Linked DNA regions of Homo sapiens: region 1 is linked to region 2. Evidence: chromatin loops called from intact Hi-C (ENCODE). Cell type or tissue: heart left ventricle. All regions are shown on one strand. Each heading gives the region's core, and the rest is flanking DNA. Links, peaks and the distances in the headings are about the cores only.

Region 1 (5,361 bases), core at 90-5,089, 54 kb before region 2:
TCATGAAGAGGGGGTCAGAATGGCCCGCGTGCAGGAAGTAGTGGTCCGTGGAGGCAAAGAGGGGGAGAGTCAGGATGATGGGAAGGGTGGCAGAGATGGTGCCAAGTGGAAACTGGAGGAGTGAGGGGGCCTGACACAGACCTTGAGTCAGGGCAAGCTTAGCAGCTGCCCACCACCCCAGATCCCCCTCAGGGAAGCTCACTCCCTCACACTTCGATCAGAGGCAAAGCGTGGCTTCTCCCCATGGGTGGGCTCAAACATCACAAGGTTTGAACAAAATCTTGGAATCTGCTGACAACCTAGGAGTGTCTGCAGGGCTGTCCCTGAAACTCCTGCCCAGAAACTGGCCCCCTAGCACACACCTTCTGGTCACACCCACGGTTGGTCCCTGCTCTGCTGGGCACAAATGCCTAGGAAGACAAAGGATGTCCAGAGCAGAGGGTGGCCAGGGTGGTGGGGGGCCAAGCAGGAGGCAGCCAGGGGTGCCCAAGGCAGGAGCACAGAGCAGCCATCCACATCCGGGATAAGAGAGCCCCACATGAACTGGGGACTGGGGAAAACTTCCATTTTCTTTCACTGTTCACTGTCCCCACGTGGCCACAGGAGCCAAAAGCGCCTCCCAGGCCAGCGTGTCTCAGCCTGGGCTGTCCATCGTGTCTCAGCTGGCCTGTCCTCCTGAAGTACATGAGGACGCTGAGGGCTGGGGAACTGGCTGCGCTCAGTCACCATCTTGCTGTTTGACTTCAGGAGCCCACAGACTCTCTGGGCCTCAGTTTGCTTAGAGGTAAAAAGGAGTAATGCCTCGTGTCCTGCCTTCCTCCCAGGCTGCAGGGAGGGACGGATGGGGGCCTGCTGGGTCTGTGGAATGCTGGACAAAGGGTGGCCACACCTCAGCTGATGTCCTACTCCTGCTGGGAGTGACCTGAGCGTTATGGAAGTAGTCGATGGGCAAGAGTGGCCAGGCATATTTTGAATCATAACTGCTCAGCCACTTGGCTGGGTGCAAAGCCGACTCCACATTTCAAGGGTCTCCCATCTGGATGCTGCACAACGTGCTTCTGCATCCTTTTTTTTTCTTGACCATCTAGGACATCATTAGCTATTATTATCCTCATTCTACAGATGAGTAGACGGGGGCCCAGTCAGGCAAAGCTACTCACAGTAACCACAGCCAGAGTCAGCAGGGACAGAGACAGTGCTCCTGCTCCTGGCCCCATGCCCTGGTGGTAGAGCCTGAGGCTGGACCAGAAGGTGGGGAGGAGGTGAAAGCCTTCAGAAGGCAAAATCCTAGGTGTTCACAGCTCCCCAGCCCCTCTGACTCAATAAGGAACCCCTCAGGCCTCTTGTACGCCACCACGTTTGGCCGGCACTGGTGGAAGACACCCATAGGCACAGTGACCGGGAGTGGCTGGGCAGGCTGCCATCCCAAGCCGCCCAGATCCTGGACGGGGTTCCCGTCAGCCCAAAGCCCCGAGAAGTCGCCAGAGCTGCTTGCTCCATCTGCTCAGCTTGTGTGGTACACAAAGATGCCCAACCAAGAAGGCAAGCAGGGGCTGTGGTCCCCAAGAGGGGCCCTGTTTCTCCCTCCAGGAGGGGGCCTGGTGGATGAGCTAAGTCTTAAAAGATGTGTCCTGCCCCCCTCCGTGGGGTCACCTTGCCACCACCCTCAAAAGGAGGACAGTATGAGAGAAGAGACACTCTCCTCTGTCATGTGTGTCTGCACAGAAACCAACAAACACCCCTATGTGGGTGTCCAGCACACATGTGCTACAGCTGGAAAGGCAGCCTATTCGGGCAGGCCAGGACACACAAAAACGAGCCTCCAGCCCACTCCATCCTTCTCCCAGGCCCCTAGGTACCGCCTCTTGTGCGGGGGCACTGGGCATCTGGAAACTCATTTGCACGCCAAGCACGAGGCCCGCTGGATCGCAGTGACGGAGGGATCACTCCACTGCCAGCACAAAGGACGGCCACAGATGGTGCCGCCTGCTGCCCGCCCCACCCCTCGCAGCCCTCGCTCCTCCTGGGGGCTGGCCTGCCATGCAGGGGGCGGAGGCACCACAGGGGAATCAGGGCTTTCCTCCAATGTCACGGGCCACCCCCTGCTCAGCCAAGGACAGCCCTTGTCCTCCTGCCCCTAGTGGAGTGGTTTCCATAAAGGGAATAAAGGCAGGCTGGCTGCGTGACAGGGCCTTGCTGTACAGTCTGGCATGCCGCAAACAGGCGTGATATGTGGATCAGCCAGCCACAAAGGCCACTTTCTTACAACCAAGAGGTGGTGGGGGGATGGGGAGTCACCACCCCTCACCCCCGAGGCCGGTGAGCACAGAGGCCACGCTGGCAGCCGCATGCGGGGCAGTGGATGTTGTGCGTGTTCTCCTTATGGTGCAAACCAACACAAGTTGTTCTGAGGCAAACGTGGGTTAATGACAACACCCGGGAATTCGCAGCCAAAAAGAGAGTCTGGGCACTGTCGAGAGAACCAGGAGGGCTGACAGGGACAGACAGAGGCAGGCAGGGGATTACGCAAGGACAGACAGAGTGACACCAGCTGGGCGGGTGTCTGGGTGCGCCTGGCCAGTCACTCACACATCTGGACTGGGAAGTCTGTCTGCTCTAATTAGGCGGGGCTGGCCTGCATGCTTCTTTGACCTGCGTGCCTTTGGTCTGTGCACTTGCTAGAATGGCAAAAACAGTCCCAGGGTGAGTGGGAGAGACGGGAGGACCTGGTGTGGTGTGCGCAGAGCATACCAGGCAATGGGAGGGCAGTGTCAGTCCTGACCTGAGCCCCTCTGTGCTGCAGGCAGGGTCAAGAGTGCCTTCTACTGCCTAAGCAACCAACATGGCCAGCCTGTCCCTTGTCCTGTGGGCCCCACTTACCAGTGGTTAAGAGAGCTGGCCCCAAAGGCCCCTTTTTACACAGAGGTCCCCAATTTTCAAATTAAAATGGCAGCTAGGACCCAATGTCCCTTTCCCCCTTCATAAAATGCAGCTCGCTTGGGCCCAGGACAGCCTTGGCCAGTACATGTGACTGCCTCTCTCCCACAGACGGGTGACGATTGGCCTCCTGCCTGGTGCTCCCACGGCGGGAGGCCCACGTACACATCACTTGCACAGCTGTCAATGAATGCCATTAGACCCACGGCCACCCTCCAAGGGGCTAAGCAATTGGCAGTGAGATACTCCAAAGCCTGCCAAGGGGCGTGGAGAGGAATTGTAGCTCCACCCTGCAAACTTTTTGGGCCCCTTCCAATCTGGGGTGTCAACATGGGGAGGCCTTCTGCCTGTCAGAAACCAAGAAGCAGGGGCTGGGCGTGATGGCTCACACCTGTAATCACAGCAGTTTGGGAGGCTGAGGCGGGCAGATCACTTGAGGTCAGGAGTTCGAGACTAACCTTGCCAATATAATGAAATGCTGTCTCTACTAAAAATACAAAAATTAGCCAGGTGTGGTAGCCAGCGCCTCTAATCTCAGCTACTCGGGAGGCTGAGCAGAATTGCTTGACCTCGGGAGGTGGAGGCTGCAGTGATCTGAGATCGCGTCACTGCCCTCCAGCCTGGGCAACACAGCAAGACTCCATTCCCCTCCAAAAAGGAAAGAAAGAAAGAAAGAAAAAAGAAACCAAGAAGCAGGAGGGGCTGTTGGGAGCAGAGGTTCAGCCACAGAAAGGGGGTTAGGGTCAGGAGGGGGCCTGCAGAGCTGGCCACAGAGGCCCATGGGACCACCCCCCGTCAGCCAAGCTGACAGTACAGCTATGGCAGTACCCACTGCCCCCTCTCCTCCAGCAAGATCTCTGATGGGTAACAGCCTTCTTTGGGGGAGGAGAAATAGAGGCACAACCACCTGCAAATGCACTGCTTCTGACCCCTAAACAAATCCCCTCTCCCCCATCACCCAAGGCACCAGGTTCTTATCAAGCAGGTGCTGAGCTGGGTACAGGCACCCCAGAAACTGGGCTCTCAGGCTCCTCACCAAGCCCCATCCCCTGTCATCCTCTCCAGCCTGTCCAGGGGCTGGTGCCGAGGACCTTGGGGCCTTCCAGCTCACCTCATGGTGACCACAGCTGGGGCTGGGACAGCAGCAGGGAATCATCCCAGACTCGAACTGCCAATGCTGAGCCTTAATCCAGACTTCCAAGCACTCCTCAAATGTCTCAGCGTAAAACGTAAAAGCACGCACCACCCAACTCGTCTAAAGTGAACCCACTGAGCTCCCCTCACCTCTCCAAACTGCATCCTTGTGACCAGACTCCCTCACCTCGATCCATTCTAACCTACAGTACCAAGGTGTTCTATCACTCACCCAACGTTCATTCAACAACTGGCTGCTGAGCACCTTGTGTGTTCTGGAGGTACTGCGGTGAAGCAGGCGAGGCTAGCACTCCTGCTGAAACCGCACATGGCCCCCACTGCTGAGTCCAAACCACTTAAGATGACGTGCAAAGCTCCGCAGGCTGGGAGGACGCCTTGGCGCTCATCTCTCCTGACCTCAGCTGGCAGCTACAACCCTGTGGTTCAGGGTAAGGGACTCCGAAAGTCTGGATTCGATTCGAAACCTCATTCCCTTCACACCTACGTGACCTTAGGCAAACAGTACAATCTCTCTGGGCTTCGGTTTATCTGCCAAATGTTAATGCTTACTCTTTAGGGTTATTGTGCTATTTTTTTTCTTTTTTTTTTGAGACAGTCTTGTTCTGTCACCCAGGCTGGAGTGCAGTGGTGCGATCTTGGCTCACTGCAACATCTGCCTCCCGGATTCAAGCGATTCTTGTGCCTCAGCATCCCGAGTAGCTGGGACTACAGTTGTGCACCATCACGCCTGGCTAATTTTGTGTGTGTGTATATATATATATTTTTGGTAGAGATGGAGTTTTGCCATGTTGGCCAGGCTGGTTTCGAACTCCTGGCTTCAAGTGATCCACCCACCTCGGCCTCCCAAAGTACTTGGATTACAGGCATAAGCCACTGAGCCCAGCCTTACTGTGCTATCGAATGACACTAACACCTACAAAGTGTTTAAAAGTGTCTGGCATGTAGTTAGCACGAAGAGCCTCTCAGCGCCGTGTGTGCTCTGCTTGTAGCAGGCAAGAAAGAGCCTTCCAGACAGAAGGTGGTCTCTTATTCGTAAGCCCCCTCTGCCCAGCAGGCTCCAGGCCCACCTCTCTATGCGCCAGCCCCACAAGACACCCTGCAATTTCATGCCTCTTTCCTTATAGAACTTGCACTTCTTTAAGGCTCATCTCTAATGGTGCTTCCTCCAGTTTCCCATCTATAAAATGGGTTTAACAGGAGCTGCCTGCTTCACTGGATATGGGGTGTAAATTAGTGTTGCAAGCCAACCCCTGTGATATCCAAGTAGAA
Region 2 (5,361 bases), core at 113-5,112:
GTGGAGACAGCCCAGCAGGAGGAAGGAAGCCAAACCCCTCCCCAACATCCCAGCTTTGCTGAGCTTGTATGTGGGGGTGGGGGCCGGTGTCCAGGAAGAAGTCTGTCCCGACCTTGAAAAGGTGCCCCAGCCTGCCAGGCGGCTGGCATTTCAAGGGCAAGGGCCTGCCTGCCTGCTGTCTCTGGGGCACCGGCAGCTGGTAACAAATCCCCTGCAATTTGCACCCACCAATCCTGCCTGCTCACTGGGCGGCCGCGAGCTGTTTTTCACGCAGAGCTGCGCACAGCTTTGTCTTAGAGAGACAGCTCTGGCAGGGTGTCCCTGAATAAGGCCATTTGTCCTCCCAGTAACGGGAAGGCGGCTGCATGTTCTGGGGTGGGCAGAGGCAGAGAGGGGTGGAGAGCAGCCACAAGGGAGGCGTGAGGGGGAGATCGGAGTCAAGCCACCAAAAGAGACCAGGAATGTCCCCACCACCACGGGGTCTGAGAGTCCACCATTCAGCCAGGTGAGAGCAAGAGGGCTTGCTTTCAAAGACAGAAGTTGAAACAGTGGTTTATGACCTGGCTTAAGGTGTCCTGAGCAGAAGAGGTAGAAATGACTTGGCTGGCCTCTGACACCTGTGCCTCTCCCAACAATCTGAAGGCTGGAGCACTCTCCAGGGCCCTTGGGGTCAGGGTCTTTCTCTGAGCCCTGGGGCTGCTGCACAAGTTGTTATAGAAGCTCCCTGGGATCGAGAGCTCCAGTGAAGTACCCAGCCTCTCCCAAGCACTCTCTCCATGGACCACAGGCCACAGACAGGGAGGGTGAGACAGGGACCCCTTTGCATTCCTGAATCTTTACCTCCCAGGCTGGCCAGGGGCCCAGGGCATGTCTCAGCCCCCCTCTTGTGATCTGCTGACATTTCCCATGGCTGTCAGTTCCTCTGGGGACTGTCAAAACATCAGGGAAACCAGGCTGAGGAGATGTTTGTGGACAAAAAGTAAGCGATCCACTCTGCATGGGACCCAGGACTCGGGCTGCTGCGTTGAGATGGGAGGGTGTCCTTGAACAGAGGTCAGAAACACTCATGTCCACAGGGCTGGTTTCCAACGGTGGGGAAGGCCATGGGTGTGAGACAATAGAGAAGGATGGGGAGGGCACAGCGCCTGTCCCAGAGGTTAGCCACCACCACCCAGTCAGTCCCAGTCAGCTGTGAGGACGCGGGTCCAAGATTCCCACTCAAAGGAAGCCAGGCATTTGACTCTGTTGTACAAATTTCCTAAACAGTGAATGCTGGCAACTTGTATGCATAAAAAAAAAACATTGAGTGGTCCAATCTCAGGTGTCTGTGGGCCACATCTGGCCTATGAGCAGCCAGTCTGTGTTTTCTGATTGACAGCCACCAGCCACTCATCCCTAAGGAAAGCTGGCCTCTTCCTCAGTGGTGGCAGTTCTTCCAGTTCTCACCACTCTCCTGAGTTCTGACGACCTGTCTCAGGACATCCTGCGGAAGCTCCAAGGCCTCCTGGACCTGCTGCTCTCTCTGCGTTTTGACTTTGCCAATAGCATGAGGGTGGGAGCCCACAGCTGTGAGGCCAGCCTCAGGAAGACAGGAAGGGCGCGAGAAGGCAGCAGGCATTCGGGCTCTCTTCTGGACTCTGGCCCTGCCTCGCTAGGACTTGGGGTGGGTCCTCCCCTCTCTGGGCCCTGGGCTCCAGCATTCCCTATTCGATTATTTCAACAGTGACTGGCTGCTCACGGGTCAGCTGAGGCCATATGGCTTTCTTCAAGCATGGACAGGAGCTGAGACAGGCAGAAGGCTCTTGGGGACCTCGACATGGCGACTGCCTGGTGCTTGGTGCCCACGTTGCCAGCAGGCGTGGGACTGCTAGGTGATGAGGAGGCTGACATTTCAGTGCTGCCCGCCAAGTCCCCTCGGGCTGGCATGGAAGGTGGGGGTGGGGCAATGCTAAGGCCCGGCCTGGGGAGAATCAAGGGAGCATCAGGATGCCGGGCCAGGCAGGTGACCTTCTGTACTGAGGAGGGAGGGGGCCTGGTGAGGAGGAGGATCCCGCCCGCGCACGTGCGCTCTGAGGCTAAAGGCTGCGCCAGAACAAAGAGCTGGGGGCTGGGCGTCCAGGGCCGCGTGGAGCCGCCTGCCTGGCGGCTGCTGCAGTGACTGCCTGTGCTCGCCTCCTGCGCACTCTCCCAGGACACACACACGCACACACACACACGCATGCATGCACGCACATGCACACACGTGCTCCTGCACCACGGCCGGCTCACCGCCAGCTCTCCTGACAAAGCCCCGCTCCAAGCTCACTCACTGCATGATCTCATCCTGGCCCTCCTTGGCTGGCCTGGCCTCCTGACAAGGGAGACAGAAGGGGGATGCAGCGCCAGGGCGACACACACAGGCATGCACCCACACACAGATAACATGCATGCAGACACAGATAGGCATGTACATATACACAGCCATGCACAAACACCATGCAGATACACACATGTACACAACCATGCACACACAGACACGCACACAGGTACATATACGTCATAGACATACACACACCATGGACACAGCCATGTACATGTACACAGCCACACACAGCATGCTCAGATACACACATGTGCACAGCCATGCAGACATACACAGAGACATGCACATGTACACAGGCACACACCCACATACAAAGCCACATACTCTCCCCAACACAAACATACACAGCCTCACACACACCATACACACAGACGTACAGTGGGAGAAAGTCTGAGACCCAGAGAAACCCAGGAAGGCAGAGAAAGCCACGGGAAGCTAGAGATGGACAGGGGCCGCTGCACAGAGACAGACCTACAGACACCCAAGACCAAAGAAAGAAAGGAGCAGGGAGCCCTGGGAGGGCAGAACTGCACAGGCACGTCAGACAAGTGTGGAAAGGCAGGAGGGCGGACAGGTGGCCCAGACTGGCTGAAGGGGCTTGGGGGCTGGAGCGAGCTCTGGAACTGCAGAGGCCTCCCTGGAAGTGGGCTGGGCAGGTGGGAGTGGCCATCCCCACACAGGCACACCGGGGCTGTGCCCAGGGGTAGGGACACTGCAGGTCACCCACACCCACAGAGCCGAGGGGAGAGAGGACAGTGGGAAACAGGCTTGCTGCCACAGAAGGGGCCTTAGAGAGGCTGGGAACCACATCAGCTAAGAGACAGACACATGGAAGCAGAGGAGGAAGGCTGGAGGGTCATATTTACTTGGCCCCCAGTGTGCGTCAGGTATTAGCTGGGCCCCTTTCTCACTCCCATGATTAGGGGGTCCCACTGCATCCTCACAGGCAGCCCATGAGGTGGGCAAATCAGCTCTCTTCACAGACGAGGCCACAGCCTGGAGAGGTGGCCAAGAGGAGGCCTGGCGCCGGTGCCATGTCTGGGACTTGGGGTCCCAGCTCTGCTCCCCATGGCCTCCACCCCTCTTATGGCCCAGCCTGCTCCTGGCAGGTCCTTCACCCCTCAAATAAAACCGCCAGGTAGAGGCTTCCTCCTCAGACTGGCCCCCTTTCCTTTCCAGAAGATGGGGCAAGCAGGGGGTGGCTGGGATCCCGAGAGCCCATATATCTGGATGGGTGGCCCTGAAAGGTAGTTAGTCATGGCTGTGGGCACTGACAAGGGTTTGACTCCTAATAAGGAAATCTGAGGATGGCCAAGCCACAGGCACTGCTGTGCCTCAGTGTTCTCAGCTGCAGAATGGGTACACTGAGAATTCATCCCTGGGAGCCTGCATAGTGTCAGAGTGTCACGTGAGTTCACAGACACAATGCATGGGAAAGGGCTTTCTAAATTACAAAGGCTGTGTTCAAGCAGGGGTGCAGATGGAGGAAAGAACAAATCCCTGTTTCAAGCGAAGAAGTGATGCTGGGAATGCCACTCAGAGGCCTTGCTGGAGACCCCTGAGCAGCATGAAGGGCTCTTTCCAAAGGAAATGGAGGGCTGCCCAGGCCTGGTGTGATGGGGCAGGCAGAGCCCTGGGCCTGCAGCCAGGAGGCTAGTTCAGGTTCCAGCCTATTACTTATGAGTTGGGTGACCTCAGGGAAGTCATAGGACCTCTCTGAGCTTCCATTTTTTCATCCATAAATGTAGATAGTATTCTGTGTCTCACAAAGCTTGGCACCACCACAAAACATATGAGAACACCCAGCACGTGCCAGCAGGGCAGGGGTTTCAGTGACCCTTTGTGGAGGGACTGCACAGAGACCTGAGTCTCTCCTGCTCCTCTGGGGAGGCACTGGGCTCCTGGGACAGCCCATTCTCCAGGTCTCCTTCTCCCTCTGTGGCATAGTTTTGCCTCTTAAATATCCCTCTGTCTCCATTCCACTCTTGTCTTCCTGATCCAGCCACCATCATCCTCACCCCGACCTCCCAGTGATCTGTCAACTGGCCACCTACATCCAGGCAGGCCTCCACGTCCCCCCACCCCCCGTGCAATCTGTTCTTTTATAGCCCGAGCTGTCATCACAAAATGAGCATTTAGCCATGTTCCCATTACTCTCAGGACAAAGACTGTGACCTCCAAGACAGGCCCTGAATGTTTCCGCTGCTGCTGACCTCTCCAGCCTCGCCTTTGCCATGTACCCCCTGCCTCTGGGCTCCAGAATCACTGCCTTTCTCTTAGTTCTGACAAAAAGCCGTGCATGCTCCCCTTCTACCTCAACACCTTTGCACAGGCTGTCCCCTTAACTGCAAAGACGCTCTTTCTCTTTTTCTTCACTTACTCAACCTTCAGGTCTCAGGGGAGACTGCTGCAACCCCAGAGTGGTCTGCCCTCAACAACACCCCCTTGCCATCCTTCACTTTTACTTTTCCTTCAAGGCACTTATCACAGCTTGAGCTTACACAGACAGACAGACAGACACACACACACACACACACACCCCTCTAATTATTTGATCAATGTTTTCCTCTCCCTCTAGACTAGGGGTCAAGAAGTATAGTTAATCACTAGGTTTTTTTGTTGTTGTTTCTTGGTTGTTGTTGTTGTTTTGAGACAGGGTCTTACTCTATCACCCAGGCTGGAATGCAGTGGCTCGATCTTGACTCACTGCAACCTCCACCTCCCAGGCTCAAGTGATCCTCCCACCCCAGCCTCCCAAGCAGCTGGGACCACAGGCGTGCACCACCGCACCCAGCTAATTTTTGTATTTTTTTGTAGATATGGGGTTTCGCCATGTTACCCAGGCTGGTCTCGAACTACTGAACTCAAGTGATCCACCTGCCTGAGCCTCCCAAAGTGCTGGGATTACAGGTGTGAGCCACTGCACACAGCACTTGTTTTCATAAATAAAGTTTTCGTGGAACCAGCCAACCCCACTCCTCTATGTACTATCTATGGCA

The links. Peaks named below come from ENCODE experiments on the same cell type or tissue, not always from the same donor. Only the 100,000 strongest peaks of a DNase experiment are listed, where the experiment ranks them.
Region 1: a loop joins it to region 2, with 4 times the contacts of the local background. A loop is called at or near these places in 30 of 110 quality-filtered maps.

Annotation. Positions count from the first base shown.
Region 1 is chr10:79,271,603-79,276,963 of GRCh38, reverse strand. The region is part of intron 7 of ZMIZ1 (zinc finger MIZ-type containing 1); the gene reads right to left. Among named protein-coding and RNA genes, the nearest start is that of PPIF, 73 kb to the left of the region's middle. RefSeq lists enhancers at 932-1,802, 1,803-2,674, 2,675-3,545. In heart left ventricle, for the core only: a CTCF peak has its summit at 2,117; DNase peaks (open chromatin) are centred at 1,403, 2,163, 2,573 and 3,143; H3K4me3 peaks cover 501 bases; H3K27ac peaks cover 3,081 bases.
Region 2 is chr10:79,218,125-79,223,485 of GRCh38, reverse strand. The region is part of intron 7 of ZMIZ1 (zinc finger MIZ-type containing 1); the gene reads right to left. Among named protein-coding and RNA genes, the nearest start is that of PPIF, 130 kb to the left of the region's middle. RefSeq lists enhancers at 1-336, 1-2,927. In heart left ventricle, for the core only: a CTCF peak has its summit at 2,154; DNase peaks (open chromatin) are centred at 1,051 and 2,165; H3K27ac peaks cover 3,515 bases.